2 separate regions of the Homo sapiens genome follow, and region 1 is linked to region 2. A link is a loop called in an ENCODE intact Hi-C map of the cell type or tissue named here. Cell type or tissue: PC-3. All regions are shown on one strand. Each heading gives the region's core, and the rest is flanking DNA. Links, peaks and the distances in the headings are about the cores only.

What was found. Peaks named below come from ENCODE experiments on the same cell type or tissue, not always from the same donor. Only the 100,000 strongest peaks of a DNase experiment are listed, where the experiment ranks them.
Region 1: it touches region 2 in a loop (6-fold over the local background); 3 of 110 quality-filtered maps call a loop at or near these places.

The regions. Positions count from the first base shown.
Region 1 is chr18:68,619,187-68,627,516 of GRCh38, reverse strand. No RefSeq gene overlaps it. Among named protein-coding and RNA genes, the nearest start is that of TMX3, 92 kb to the left of the region's middle. In PC-3, for the core only: a CTCF peak has its summit at 3,979 (motif pointing right); a DNase peak (open chromatin) is centred at 3,966.
Region 2 is chr18:67,860,190-67,868,519 of GRCh38, reverse strand. All of the region lies in intron 3 of DSEL-AS1 (DSEL antisense RNA 1), which reads right to left. Among named protein-coding and RNA genes, the nearest start is that of LINC01903, 50 kb to the right of the region's middle. In PC-3, for the core only: a CTCF peak has its summit at 3,675 (motif pointing right); a DNase peak (open chromatin) is centred at 3,349; H3K27ac peaks cover 1,064 bases.

The DNA of each region.
Region 1 (8,330 bases), core at 210-8,209, 760 kb before region 2:
TTTCTGTCAAACCAAGCCCTTCTCTTCACCTGCAGAAACCATAATTTTGAATCTTATGTTGATTATTCACTTGCATTTCTTTTTAGTGGGTTTCATATATTCCTAAGTATTCTTTCCTAAATAAGAATTTTTAAATAACAGAAATGTTTACAAGTTTCACTTCCAAAATATTAACCTCAGCATGGTTTCTTAAGACTCCTAGAGCTTGTATTTCTTAACAAGAAAATTATAGTATAATAATAGTATTATTATAGTCTTATACTTAAGTACAATACTTAATAAGTATAATAGTATATTATTAATACTATTATAGTATTATGCTAATGCTACTACTAGTATTATACTTAATAATACTAATATACTATTGTTATACTTATTATTATTAAATAATCATAATAGTAGTAGTATTCTTATACAAAGAAGATATATACGGGCACTGATCGGGACATATGCAAATGCAGCAAGCAAAGGACTGCTGCAGAATAAGTGCTCAAAAGACAGTAGCCCTGCTCTCCCCTCCCCTCCTCTCCCCTCCCCTCCCTTTCCCTTCCCTTCCCTTCCGTTAGGATATATGCAAATGCAGCAAGCAAAGGACTGCCACAGAAAGAGTGCTCCAGAGACAGTAGCCCTGCCCTGCCCTGCTCATCCCATCCCATCCCATCCCATCCCATCCCATCCCATCCCATCCCATCCCATCCCATCCCATCCCATCCCATCCCATCTCTCCACCCTTTGAACTGCAGACACACAAAACTGGATTAATCATAATTCTTTGTTGAAGGTGTACTCTCATTATTATTCCATGATGACTACTTAGTTATTTTTATTGATATAATAAATACCCATCAAACTGCCTTCCAAAATAGAAGTTAAAACTTTGACAGTGACCCAGATAAAATCATTTACTTCCACTGTCCCATCCCTTTACCTCTCTCCATTCAATGATTCTTGTATTAATGAATCCTGTATCAATGATTCCATTGCTTTTCATTTAAATTGTAAAAGAAGATGTATTTTTAAATTCTTAATTGTTTAAAGCTATATAAAACAAAAATAAGCTGTGGTACCTATAACTATTTGGGAGTCTTTGTAAGATTATCTGTATGTTGAGAGTCATTGTAATCAATGTGTTTTTATTTCTTTATAATATTTTGCGGCATAGACTGGTATTTCAACGTGGTCTTGATTTGCATTTTCCTGACACTGATATTCATGATTATTAGTCAAATGTGTTACTAGTCATATATATTTCTTTATATTCATGTCTTTGTTATTAGTTATACTTGTATAACTAATCTTTGATCAGTATATGTATTGAAGGTATTATTTCCAGTGTGTAACTTTTTTAATATTTAAAAGATAATTTTTACTTTTTATGGCATAATATAAAATATAGCATAATTTTAATAGAATATTTTATTTTTTGATAATTATTCTTATTTTAGTACAAATAACCTTAATTTTTTTTCTATTTTCAATATTTTTGAGTACTTTTAAAGGAATACTTTTCTGTCCACAAGATCCAGGTCTTTAATATCTCAATAAAATATTATAATTTATTCTCCTGGGCATCTTCGCATTATACTTAATTGCTCTTCTAAGTTAATTATTCTAATTGGTGTCCTATAGGTAGTGGAGAAAAACGGAAGTTTTTTTTTTGTTTGTTTCATTTTGTTCTTTTTTGAGATGGAGCCTCGCTCCGTTGCCCAGCCTGGAGTGCAGTGGCGTGATCTCGCCTCACTGCAAGCTCCGCCTCCCGGGTTCACGCCATTCTCCTGCCTCAGCCTCCCGAGTAGCTGGGACTACAGGCACCCGCCACCATGCCCGGCTAATTTTTGTATTTTTAGTAGAGACGGGGTTTCACCATTTTGGCCAGGATGGCCTCGATCTTCTCACCTCGTGATCTACCCGCCTTGGCCTCTCAAAGTGCTGGGATTACAGGTGTGACAACCACTGCGCCTGGCCAATAGAATTTTTTTTTTTTTAAAGGCATAAGACTGTTACATAGGCCGGGTGCGGTGACTCACAACTGTAATCCCAGCACTTCGGGAGGCAGAGGCGGGCGGATCACGAGGTCAGGAGATCGAGACCACCCTGGCCAACATGTTGAAACCCCATCTCTACTAAAAATACAAAAATTAGCCGGGCGTGGTGGCGGGTACCTGTAGTCCCAGCTACTCAGGAGGCTGAGGCAGGAGAATGGCATGAACCTGGGAGGCGGAGGTTGCAGTGAGCCAAGATCGTGCCACTGCACTCCAGCCTGGGCAACAGAGCGAGACGACCTCCGCCCCGCCAAAAAAAAAGGCTTTCATGTAAAGATAATTTCATAGTATGAAATTGATTGGGAATCATTTGGAGACTAGAAAACATTAGTTTCTTGTTCTTATAATTCAAATATGTGATAAGACAGAAGAGAACTAAGGAAGTAGCAGTCAAAATAGAAAAAAAGGTGAATTTAAGACATGTTTGTAATAAGACACTATTTTGGTTTGGAAATTTAGATGTACTGTTTATGGATTATGATATTGCTATTATAAAGAATGACCATATAGGAAATACAGAAGAATATAGGGATGTTGAATAACATTGTGAGAATAGGGAATGTAAGTAAAATGTAGGAGCATGTCAATGGAACAGGAGGGGAAACAGCAAATTTGAAGTTTCTCTAAGAAATCCAGAAACATGTGTATTGGTTTCCTCTTGCTGCCGTAACAAATTACTACAAAATTAGTGGTTTAAAACAAGAAAAATTTGTTATGGTTTTGGAGGTCGGAAGTTCAAAATGGGTGAGAAAGGCTATGCTCTTTGAGCCTTTAGGAGAGAATTTGCTTACCTTTCTGGTTTCTAGATGCCACCAGCATTCCTGGGCTCATCAACATTCCTCCATCTTCGAAATCAGGAGTGTACTATCTTTAAATCTCTCTCTCTCTCGCTCGCTCGCTTTTTCTCCCGCTTTCTCTTTCTGTCTGAGTCTGCTTCCATCTTTGTATCATTCTTCAATTCCGACTTTCCTGCTTTTTCTAGGAAGGACTCATGTGACTACATTGGGCCCGCTTAGATAATCCAGGATACTCTCTCCATCTCAAGATTGTGAATGTCGTCACATGTGCAAAGTGCAACAATGCAGGGTAGCATAGTCACAGCTTTTGGGTTTTGAGTTCTAGCAAACTCTTTTTTTTTTAAATTAGTTTTCTCTCCCTTGTTTTCATCTCTCTTTGTAATAATCTCTGCTTCTGGCTTTATGTACTTCAATTTTTACCTGCTGCTTCTCTTATTTCCTATACTGCTCTTAGTATGTTCTGAAAAACGATTTACTTATCTTTCAACATGAAACACTTTTATTGCTCAGTTTTGTGTGGGGTTTATGTCATGCAGCCTAGTTTGTTCAGAGGATGTAGATGGTGGCCTTGTCCCGGGAGCCCAGTCAGTGGGTGGGATCCAATTACACAGAGCATGACAATTCACAAGGCAGGAAGATCCTTAACGTCAGCTTTCTCTTTTTTTTTTTTTTTTTTTTTTTTTTTTGAGACGGAGTCTCGCTCTGTCGCCCGGGCTGGAGTCTAGTGGCGCGATCTCCGCTCACCGCAAGCTCCGCCTCCCGGGTTCGCGCCATTCTCCTGCCTCAGCCTCCCAAGTAGCTGGGACTACAGGTGCCCGCCACCACGCCCGGCTAATTTTTTGTATTTTTAGTAGAGACAGAGTTTCACCGTGTTAGCCAGGATGGTCTCGATCTCCTGACCTCGTGATCCACCCGCCTCGGCCTCCCAAAGTGCTGGGATTACAGGCAGCTTTCTCTTGTTAAGGGACTGGAGAGTGGGGCAGCCTTAGAGAGTCACAGACTCCTCCACAAAGGTTGTTTCATACAGCACATACATTGTTCTTCAAAATATTTTAGACTCAAGCGCTTTTGTTAAGCCTCTTTGATGCCTGTTTTTTCCGTTTTTCTTTTGCATCCCACTGCAAAGGCCAAGAGGGGGCAGCAAACCCTCTCAAGAGGAAGCCTGCAGCAAAATGTGAGTGGTTTGTGACAGCAGTTTATGGGGTTACCCTCATTTCCCTTATTCTCTGACAATTTTGTCCTGCTTTCCTTGTTTTTAAAAATAAGGTTTAAATTTTTTAAATCATGCACTTTCTCCCTTGCCATTCGTGGTTGCTGTCAAATCTGCAATGTTAAAAATTATGTCCCTGTTTTCTACAGAGTAGAGGTATGAGAATTGACAAATTTGAGTTTTGAAATTTTATCGACTGAAAAGGTACAGAATAATGTAAATAATTTTCTGTAAAATGACCTTTACTTTAGAAAAAGGCTTTGAGTCATAGCTCTAACTCTTCTAAAATCATAATGCTTAAAATAATGAAAAATATAACAGATTCATAATTTAGATTTCTAGAAGAATATTTCAAGTAAGTATAAGACATTTTGATTAGCTAAAAAGAGGAAACTTATTCTTCTTTCATTTTTCCTTTAGCACAATTAGACGTTTTCCCCACAAGCTTTTCTTATGAAAAGGAAAAAGAAGGCAGTGAAAAAGCAAGAACAAACATGAGAAACAGAGAGAGAAGAAAGAATAATAATCCCTGGCAAATTAAACATCACAGATTACACAGTATTCTTTAATAACGTGGAGTTTGATATTAAAATGACTAAAAGATAATTCAGAGAAATATTTCATATTGATAGAATACACTTCCAACAAGGAAGCATGAAAGTTATGAATGTGCATGCTTATTACAGGTTTGAAATATCTGGAATAGAATTTGATGAAAATACAAGAATATGAAAAGAGTGATCAGTATAAGAAACATTAAAAATTATCTTGGCAAAAGTTAGACCAAATAGGGAGAAATAAGTATGAATACTGTGGATTGAATCATGCAATTAGGAAGCCGGAGCCTTCATAAAAACATACCTCCAAGAGGGATTTCATATTATTTTCAAACGTTGATGAATAGTCACAGAAATTTACCCTGTATTAAGCCACAAATATTACATTAAGTCCCCAAAGAAATAATGATACAATCACTCTTTTCTGACTACTATGAAGTCAAAATAAATCCTATGCATTGTATTTAACATTTATTTGTAAAAGTATTTTTATTTTTTTGAAGTTTGTCAAATTCTAAACTGCAAACTATTCATAGAGGATAATGAGAGGACTGCAAGTTAGGAATGGTGGAAAGTAATCACACCAATACTGACAAAAATTGTATTGCTCTATGTGGTGGCACATGCCTGTAATCCCAGCTACTCAGGAGGCTGGGACAGAAGAATCACTTGAACCCAGGAGGTGGAGGTTGCAGTGAGTCGAGATCGTGCCACTGCCCTCCAGCCTGGGTGACAGAGCGAGACTGTAAAAAAAAATTGTATTGCTTTAAATACATTTATTAAAAAGAAAAAAGGTAAAGGTAATTAAATATTCAATTCAAGAAACAAAAGGACAAAAATAAATCTAAAGTAAGTACAATGTCAAAATTAATATAAAGGAAAGTAGAAAGGACTAAAATAGAAAATAAACAGTTTAAAAAATGCAAATAGCAAACTTACCTAAGAAAACCAAAACCTGGTTCACTGAAAAAAAAATTTTGGCAAAAATAATTAAGAGTGGAGAGGTTTCATTTTGCTTAGGAAGAAATGTAGTGCTTGAAAAGAGAGACAAATAAAAATAGGGTTATTTGAAAAAAAGATTAGAGACGTCTAACAAATTAAATGTATATATATTTAGAATTCTTGATTTTTACATGCTGGGTAATTTCTTTTTTTATTTAATTTTATTGTAATTTTAACTTCTGGGATACATGTACAGGACATGCAGCTTTGTTATGTAGGCAAATGTGTGTCATGGTGGTTTGCTGCACCTACCAACCCATCACCTAGGTATTAAGCCTCACATGCATTAGCTATTTATCCTGATGCTGTTCCTCCTCCCAGCCCCTGACAGGCCCCAGTGTGCATTATTCCCCTCCCCGTGTCTATGTATTCTCATTGTTCAGCTTCCACTTATAAGTGAGAACATGCGGTGTTTGCTTTTCTGTTCCTGTGTTAGTTTGCTGAGGATAATGGTTTCCAGCTCCATCCATGTTCTCGCAAAGGACATGATCTTTTTCCTTTTTGTGGCTGAATAGTATTCCATGGTGTGTATGTACCACATTTTCTTTATCCAGTCTTTCAAAAATGGGCATTTGGGTTGATTCCATTTCTTTGCTATTGTGAATAGTGCTGCAATGAATATATGGGTGCATGTATCTTTATAATAGAATGACTTATATTCCTTTGGGTATATACCCCATAATGGGATTGTAGGTCAAATGGTATTTCTATTTCTAAATCTTTGAGGAATTGCCACACTGTCTTCCACAATGGTTGAACTAATTTACATTCCCACCAGCAGTGTAAAAGTATTTCCATTTCTCCACAGACTCACCAGCATCTGTTGTTTCTTGACTTTTTAATAATCGCTATTCTGACTGGTATGAGACGATACCTCATTGTGGTTTTGATTTTTTATTTCTCTAATAATCAGTGATGTTGAGCTTTTTTTTAATAAGTTTGTCGGCCACATAAATGTTCTCTTTTAAGAAACGTCTATGTCCTTTGCCTACTTTTTGATTTTTTTTTCTTGTAAATTTAAGTTCCTTGTAGATTCTGGATCTTAGACCTTTGTCAGATGGATAGATTGCAAACATTTTCTCCCATTCTGTAGGTTGTCTGTTTGCTCTGATAATAGTTTATTTTGCTGTGCAGAAGCTGTTTAGTTTAATTAGATCCCATTTGTCAACTTTTGCTTTTGTTGATTTCATCATGAAATCTTTGCCCGTGCCTACGTCTTGAATGGTATTGCCTAGATTTTCTTCTAGGGTTTTTATAGCTTCAGGTTTACATTGAAGTCTTTAATCCATCTCTTGAGTTAATTTTTCTATAAGGTATAAGGAAGGTTTCCGGTTTCAATTTTCTGCGTATGGCTAGCCAGTTTTCCCAGCACCATTTATTAAATAGGAAATGCTTTCCCCATTGCTTATTTTTGTTAGGTTTGCTGAAGATCAGATGGTCGTAGATGTGTGGCCTTACTTCTGAGATCTCTATTCTGTACTACTGGTCTATGTGTCTGCTTTTTACCAGTATCATGATGTTTTTGTTATTGTAGCCTTGTAATATAGTTTGAAGTAAGGTAGCATAATACCTTCAGCTTCTTTCATTTTGCTTAGGATTTTTTTGGCTATACGGGCTCTGTTTTGATTCCATATGAATTTTAAAGTAGCTTTGTTTTTTAATTCAATGGTTAATTTAATTAATTAATCCATTGAATTAATTCAATGGAAGAATGTCAGTGGTAGTTGAATGGGAATAGTATTGAATCTATAAATTACTTTGGGCAGTATGGCCATTTTCATGATACTGTTTCTTCCTATCCACGGGCATGAAATGTCTTACCATTTATTTGTGTCCTCTCTTACTTCCTTGAGCAGAGGTTTGCAATTCTTGAAGAGGTCCTTCACATCCCTTGCTAGTCGTATTCCTAGATATTTTATTCTTTGTAACAATTGTGAATGGGAGTTCATTTATGATTTGGCTCTCTGCTTGTCTACTGTTGGTGTATAGGAATGCTTGTGACTTTTGCCCATTTATTGTGTATCCTGAGATTTTGTTGAAGTTGCTCATCAGCTTACGGAGCTTTTGGGCTGAGACGATGGGGTTTTCTAGATATAGGATCATGTTGCCGGCAAACAGAGACAGTTTGACTTCCTCTCTTCCTATTTGAATACCTTTCTTTCTCTTGCCTGATTACCCTGGCCAGAACTTCCAATAATATGTCAAATAGGAGTGGTGAGAGAGGGCATCCTGTCTTGTGCCGGTTTTCAAGGGGAATGCTTCCAGCTTTTGCCCATTCAGTATGATATTGGATGTGGATTTGTCATAAATGGCTGTTATTATTTTGAGCTATGTTCCACCAATACTTTGTTTATTGAGCGTTTTTAGCATGAAGTGTGGATCACAAGGTCAAGAGATCGAGACCATCCTGGCCAACATGGTGAAACCGCATCTCTACTAAAAATACAAAAATTAGCTGGGCGTGGCGGCACGCACCTGCAGTCCCAGCTACTCGGGAGGCTGAGGCAGGAGAATCGCTTGAACCCAGGAGGTGGAGGTTGCAGTGAGCTGAGATCGCGCCACTGCACTCCAGCCTGGGCGACAGAGCCAGACTGTCTCAAAAAAAAAAAAAAAAAGTTATTATACTTTATTTTGTGAGTAGTTTAAGTTTTATAGAAAAATTGTACATAAAGCACAGAATTCTAATTTACTCTTTAACTCCTCCAGTTTCCCCTATTATAAA
Region 2 (8,330 bases), core at 109-8,108:
GGTCATTCCAAAATTTAGGATGGTAGTAGACTTAATTTATATTAAATGTGTTTCTGAAAACTGTGTAATGCATATTAAAGTTTGATCAAAGGATAGATACATAGATAATAGAGACAGATTATAGAAAGACAGGCAACTATAAGTATAGAGATAATATAGCTGTATTCCATTTTCTATATTATCATATTTACAAGAAAACCTTCTATGTCTCCTGAGCAGTCAATGTTTTAGCAATATTTAACCTTATCAATACTGAATTAGTAGTTTTCTTATTCTTAGAATAAATGGTGACATATTTATTGTTGTGCATAAATTAAGCTTATTATAGCAAACACCTATTCACATTTTTACTTAATTAATTTATAAAATATACATCCAAAGAAAAGAGCTATTTTTAAAAGACATGAGGACATTAACTGTCTGCTCATATATTGTTTTCATTGAGAGAAATACAGAATCTAATATCATTATGTTTAAAATACCAATGTCTAAACTTGAATTTTATTTCCACCCATTCTGAAATGAGTATACATATTCTTTCATTTATAAACATTAACATTTTGAAAATAGTAATACCTTTGCACACATGAAGAAAAATATAAATACATACTATAAATCAGTAATTTCTATAAAAATATAGAAAGTATGTGGGTAACTTGCTCTGGTATCCAAATCTAGCAAATACAGAACCAAACATTTTAATTTACAATTTTTCGCTCATTCCTAAAGACCAGCACAAATTTTAGCATGGTTAACTGAAGATGTAACATTCATTACATTCTTAATTATAAGAATCATGTTTTTTAAAATGAACTAGGATATATGCAAATTAGGATTTAACATAGTAATATCTTGCATTAACACTACCAAAAAACAAAAAAAAAGAGTTATCAATGACTGTTATGTAACGCAGATTCTTTGAAAAGTAAAGTATATCTTAATACCTGTAGTTCAACTATGTCGTTACAGGTGATAGCAAAGCTACATGAAGAATGGAAATTATTCCTTTTCATATGCAATCCAGTGATCTCTTATTTTTAGTAGACTAGCATAACTGCAATTAATTTTCTCTACTAATAGTTCAATTTAAGATAAACTGAAAATTTAAATCTATAGATCAAAGAAAGAGCCTAACTCAGTCATACCTAACTCATAAAGTAGACTATGCCAATGACTTTAATTTTAAAGACATCAGCGGTTTTGCTCTGAAACATGACATACAGTGTTATCAGTTGTAATCATTGATTCAAAGTGAGCTAGACTTGCAGGTAAGCTATTTTGTACTCATAAGGGACAATATGATTTAAATTCCATGCAAAGGGAAAGATAAATCTAAAACATTACTCCATAGCAAAATTAATTATTATTCCTTTGGGTGCTTACAATGCCAATATTTCCACATTATATTAATTTAGCTACCAATATAAATATTTCTAGCTGCTGAAAATTAGAATTAAAATGATGGAATATCTTAAGGCCAAACCATAAACCAAGAAAACAAATAAGGTAGATAAATATGAGTCCTCTGAGTTTCTGCATACCGTCTGCCTCTCACTGCACACCTCCTCTGCTTCTGCCTCTCTCACCCTGCTCTTCCTCTCCTGCCTCATCTGCCCAAGCAAATAGAATGGAACATTCTACAGTCACATGATCCTTTGGATTGTCAGTGCAAAACACAAGAGGTAGGCATATTTATTTGGCTAGCTTTATGTATTTATTTTTAATCTACAGACTAATTTTTTTAAAAGCCATAATAAACACTTGGATTCCAAATATAGTATTTTGTTGAATACTGCTCCAGATACATACTATACAAAGTAAAAATTTGAAAATATCTCCGAACCATAACAATAAACATAATAAAGTAATGATATAATATCTTAGAAGGTGTTAAGAACAAAGGAAGGAAACAAGACAATGTAAAGGCAATGGGAACCATGGGTGATTGTTGTTAATATTTTTAAAAGGAGCAATCAGTGTTGGCCTCAATAGGTGGGTTGTGATTGAACAAGGACTGGGGTCAGGTGAGTGAACAAACTATTTGTAAGTGTGGGGACAGATTTCTTCAGGCAGAAGGCTATCATGTCCATGGCTGTGAGGAAACAGCATGCCTGTTGCAGGCCAGGCAGAGGAGACTGGAATGGAGTAATCGGAGAGGAAATATTTGGAAAGTTCATTTAGCTTTTAGTATAGAAACAGAAAACCATCGAAGGGTTTGAGAAAAGTGCCATTAGCATCTGTCTTTCATTTTAATAAGATCATATTGGCTGCTGGTTTAAGAAGACACTGTGAGCGACAAAAGGGGGAGCAGTGAAATCATTTGTAGGGGACATTTGCAACAGTCCATAGAAAGTATCTTCTAAGCTTGGATCTAATTATCCAGGGTTTCCAAAGTGATGAGATTCTAAATATTTTGAAAGTTGAGTCAACAGGATTTATGGATCAGATAGATTTGGATGTGAAAGAAAAAAGCTAAGAATGACGCTATTGTGTGTTCATTATGAGGAAAATGAAGTATAAAACTCTATCAGGTCACATTGAGGAAACCAGATATTTAGCCTTGGGTATGTTAAGATCAGCATGTTCAAAAGAGGAACTGTTGCAGATTTCACATAAGCAGCAGAATACAGACTCGAGTTAACAGGACTGGTCCATGCTGACATACCAACTTGAGATATATTTGAAGATATTTCTAGAGAAGATCAAGGGAATAAATGTGGATATAAAATGGGAAGAATTCAAAGACTAAGCCCTGGGAATCACCACAGTCAATTAAGAGAAAGTAAGGGAAGCACCAAAGGAAAAATGGGAAGGGTAGTGGCGAAATAGGAGGAAAGCCATGAAAGCATGGTCTAGGAACAGTATTGTAAGGAAAAGGAAATAATCGGCACTGTTAAATAAGGCTGAGAAGTTATGGAAAGGTTACGCAAGAGGGATACTGAGAATTTACTCTACATTCAGTCGTTGTCAGTTATTAGGGGCTTTTTACAAGAACAGTTTTAATACAGAGATAGCAGGGAAAGACTGGAAAATCAAGAAAAAAAGATGGATCTGGTGTTAATGGGGAGGTCCAAGAAGTAACTTTTTATATGAGAGCAATATTCAAATGCAGATGAGGGTAATCCTGAGGATACCAGGGACAGAGGAAAATAGTTGTCCTAATGCCCTGAAGAGGTCAAGATGGGACAAAGCCATGCACAAGTGACTCACAGGTTTCTTAAAGAGGAAGGTTCTGAAAAGATAAATGTGCTGAAAAGAACTGCTTAGCTGTTCAGGAAAACCAAGCCATGTGGACTTGGTAACACTTGTTTTTGTTTCTGCAGTATCTAAATTCTTTTACATGCAATAATACTGATAATTTGTTGTGTGTCATACTTTTATATGACTTTTCCCCATCTCAGGAATGTGCTGTCTCATAAAAAAAAACAAGAGGGAAGATGTACTATATGGCACTAATGCCAGTAAGTGAGAAGTTGTGAGTTGGGGAGGTTTTGAAATTTATTTTGTGAGAACTGGAATTTTCTTACTGAATTAAGAAGCAACGTCAGCCCCTGTATGTAAGAGTGGTGAAGAGATGTGAGAAAACTGAGGAAAAAGGAGAATGACTAATATAGCCATTAAAAAATATAGAAAAGCAAACTCAACAGTAACATCAATGACAGTTCAACAGGTGGCACCAACTTGCAATTTATGTTTCTCAATTTCATTTTTCTCTAGCCAAGTAAAGGTACAGGTGCAAAATAGGAACAGATTTGGGACATAACGAGGGTCTATTTCTTTTTCCCCCAAGAGAGTAGCCTCCCAACAATAATATCAATCTCAAATATATCATGATAGGATCCAGCTGTATTTTCTTTTTTTTTTTTTGTTTTTTTTTTTTTGTTTTTTTTTTTTTTTTGAGACAGAGTCTCGCTCTTTCGCCCAGGCTCGAGTGCAGTGGTGCAATCTCAGCTCACTGCAAGCTCCGCCTCCTGGGTTCACGCCATTCTCCTGCCTCGGACTCCCCAGTAGCTGGGACTACTGGCGCCCGCCACCACGCCCGGCTAATTTTTTTGTATTTTTAGTAGAGACAGGGTTTCACCGCGTTAGCCAGGATGGTCTCGATATCCTGACCTTGTGATCCGCCAGCCTCAGCCTCCCAAAGTGCTGGGATTACAGGCGTGAGCCACCGCGCCCGGCCTCCAGTTGTATTTTCTTGCACATATTAACTGATTACATACTTATATACACACACACACGCACACACACACACACACATTGTGTACACACTATTGATTCAAACATCTTTTTCGACTTTTATTTTAGATTCAGGGGTACATGTGTAGGTTCGTTACATGAATATATGGTGTGATGCTGATGTTTGAAGTATGATTGATCCCATCACCCAGGTAGTGAGCATAGTACCCAATGGAGATTTTTAAAAATCTTGACCCCTCCCTCTTCCCGATAGTTTCCGGTGTGTATTGTTGTCATCTTTATGTCCACGAGTACTCAAAGTTCATCTCCCACTTATAAGATATAACATGTGGCATTTAGTTTTCCATTCCTTTATTAACTTGCTAAGGATTATGGCTCCATCTGCATCCATGTTGCTGCAAAGGATATGATTTCACTCTTTTTTATGACTGCATAGTATTCCATGATGTATATATAGCAGATTTTCTTTATCCAATCCACAGCTGATGGGCACCTAGGTTAACTCCATGACTTTTTTACTGTGAATAGCACAGTGATGAACACACAAGTACATGTGTCTTTTTGGTAGAACAATGTGTTTTCTTTTGGGTATATACCCAGTAATGGGACTGCTGGGTGGAATGGTAGTTCTGTTTTAAGTTCTTTGAGAAATCTCCAAACTGCTTTCCACAGTGACTAAACTAGTTTACATTTCCACCAACCGTGTATAAGCATTTGCTTTTTGCCACAGCCTTGCCAGATTCTGTTGTTTTTATACTTTTTAATAAAAGTCATTCTGACTGGTATGAGATGATATTTCTTTGTGGTTTTGGTTTACATTTATCCAATGAGTAGTGATGTGATTTAACTTGTAGAGGATCAAATATAGTGTGTGTGTTTGTGTATTTTTAAGTACTACTATTATGCTATGGGCTTTATTCTCAAGTTGTTTATTTGGTCGTTTATTTTTCTACCCAAGTTATAGAAGGATGAGCTAGTTGACTATTATTATGCAAATTAGCAAATGTCAGAGTTCATGATTCAAAACAAAAGAGTTCTTTCATTTTGAAAGTGTGTTTCTTATTTGTGGGCCCAATTTTAAAATAATATTAGCTACAGGTCTATCTGAAAACATTTTACTTTTATAATGCTTCACATAACATGGTAGAGGGAATTTTCTGAAATATATACATAAAATTTTAAAATAATGTGTTATTTAGGAAAAATATGTGGCCTTAATAAAGCTGGTGTTTTACTTTAACCAGGATGAGGTTATTTACATTGAATCATCAATATTTTGACAGTTTGTTATTTCCTACATGCAGATGCTAGTTTACCCAATATGGTGGTTTCCTTTAAAAAAAAAATTCTCAGCTGTAGAAAAAATACAATTTAAATAAGAGTATATCACTCCCTTATAATTATGCCAACATTACATGAAGCAGAATAAATGGAACATAATAAATTATTTCACATAGAAGGAGTATTCCTGGATGAAAATTCTGATAGAGATATTTGAATTTAAAATCTAAGAGTATTTACTAAAAAACTAAGGTTTTAGATATATTACTAAGTAACATTACTAAGGTTTTAGTAAGATTACTAAGAAAGGAAGGTGATCGGGTCAAGGGAATGATAGCTATATCCATTTCTTAGAACTTTTTTATTAGGTTGGTGCAAAAGTAATTGCTGTTTGGCCATTACAATGGTTTGGCCATTACGTTTAATGGCCAAAACTGCAATTATGTTTGCAACAACCTATATAGTAAACTCAATCGAGTTTACTAAAATCAAATTTATTGGATTTGAATTGCAAAATGATAACAGTCTACATTCCAGTAGTATTAAAATTTACCTTGCATCATTCTTTACCATTCCTGTTTTTCTTTTGTATTTCTTTCAAATCTACCAGCTCACACAATTCCAATATCTTCTGGCATACAAAATCATATATTGATACAAAAATAAAAGGATTTGCATATTTTCTTTATTGCCCTGCATTCATTCCATTTGTAGCAAGTATGGAATTTGAAGTTACTTTGCAAATAGTTCTGTAGTGAGCCTGATGTCTAACATTCCTTGAATTTTTTTAAAGTGTTATTTTTGGTATTACCATAGAACAGAAGACTGAAATATGTTAAACAGAAGTTTTTAAGACCAAAATAAAGTGCCTCTGTCTACCACATTTCCATTATAAATATCCTAGTTCAGACTTATATCTTAGATAATGTTGATAATAATTAATGTTCGGCTATTACTTCAGGAAAAATTAACATATCAAGTTTCAGTAAAAGTTACCATAAGAAAACCTTTAGGAGAAAAATTTGTACTTACTATTAGTGAACCAGTGTCATAATGTTCCCACCTAATCATCAAATGGTGCTACTCAACATATCTCAACAGTAAAATCAATCTCAAATATATAATGATGGAATCAATTCACATTTATTTCCTTACACATATTTTACTGGTATATACATTGTGCACACACTTCTAATTCAAATGTGTTTCTTATTTCACTTACTTTTTATTTATATGGAGGACCAAAATAGTGTGTGTGTATGTGCGTGTGTGTGTGTATGTGTGTGTATTTTTCAGTGCCACAGCTGTGCTACGGGACTTTATTCTTAAATTTTTGTTTGGTTCTTTATTTTGTTCTTGTAAAGCATGTAAATATTAATCAATAACAGTATATGTAAACTGTGCAGTTTAAACTTATCTTCATATTTCATAAACTTGGCACATTTTTATTACTCATTATTTTGTTTCGGTTTTCAAGTTAATGTACGTCCATTTTAAAGTGTAAAACTAATGTTTTTGTTCACAAAAAATTAAATCACTTTTAATACTAATAGGTACAAATGTCCTTATTTTTCTTAAATTGAAATCTCTTACACACTTCCATCATAAAATTATTTTTGTGTCTCATATACCAGCATTCATTTGACAATTTGCAAATGAAATCAATATAAGGCAAATATTCTCTGTTTTGCCCATTTTTAAGACATTCTGGTTTGATATGCCATATTGATCAGTGAAAACAAGCTGAATGAAGATATGCTTTTCTTACAGAAATAGACACATTGACTATTACTGTTGTGGAGATGTTTTAACATGAACTCTTTCAGAAGTTGCCAAATTGATTGCAAGGTGTAAGAAAATATTTTACAAGCATAGTGAAGTATGAGGTAAAGTGTATTATTTAATTGTCCCATATACTTCATGATTTAATAACTAATTATCAAAGTTCATATAAGCCATAGGCTAATTTCACCAGCAAAATGCAAAATCACTAATTGCAAAGTCAAATGTTCTTCCCTTTACCTCAGTAAAATATGTATAGGATGTGCTAGTTTTAAAAGTGAAGTTTTCATTAAAAATACTGACAGTCTCTTTGGATTTGCTTGTCAGATCTCATTTAAAATGGAAATATATTATTTAATATTATCTACTAAGAATCTTTAGTAACCCTCATCTAACACCACTGTAAAACTATTGTTTCTATGCTGTATATTTTAAAAAGTACACTTCAGAATATTTTGTTAATATAATTTAGAAGTCTTAATGCTGCAATAGCAAAGCTCTGAAATGTTAATACATATAGTTTCAATTAAATATCAATAGTAAAAACAAAATGTGTCATAGTCAGATATTAACAAGACTTTATATGTAAATATTGTATACATTACATAATAAAATACTGCATGAATATGCTCTTGTCTGTTCATATTATTTGAAGAACAAAACCAACTTTATAACTTTTCAAAACTGTTTGTGACAATTTATGCCTACTTTTCTCATATAGATTGGTGAGTTCTTTTTCTTCACAGATACTGAACTTTTTTATAACCTCTTAGAGCTGTAGAAGCGAAGCCCAGGTAATTGCTATCAGACAAGAGGAGAACCTCTTGAAATTGTACAGCTCATGAATTTCTTCGAGTTGTCATCAACATAGGTAGAAGAGGTTATTAAACTTAGCACTGGCTGCTGGCCCCTGATTGATACCATGTGTCAGATTTTAAATTCTTTCCTATCCAGGCTTGTAATGTATGCATTTTCCAGTCACTGGCTTGTGGGGCTTTAGGTGAGTTATATTTCTCTAGCTTAATTTTATCATCTCTCAAAGGCTTTTTTCGCTGTTCTTTTAAAAATCT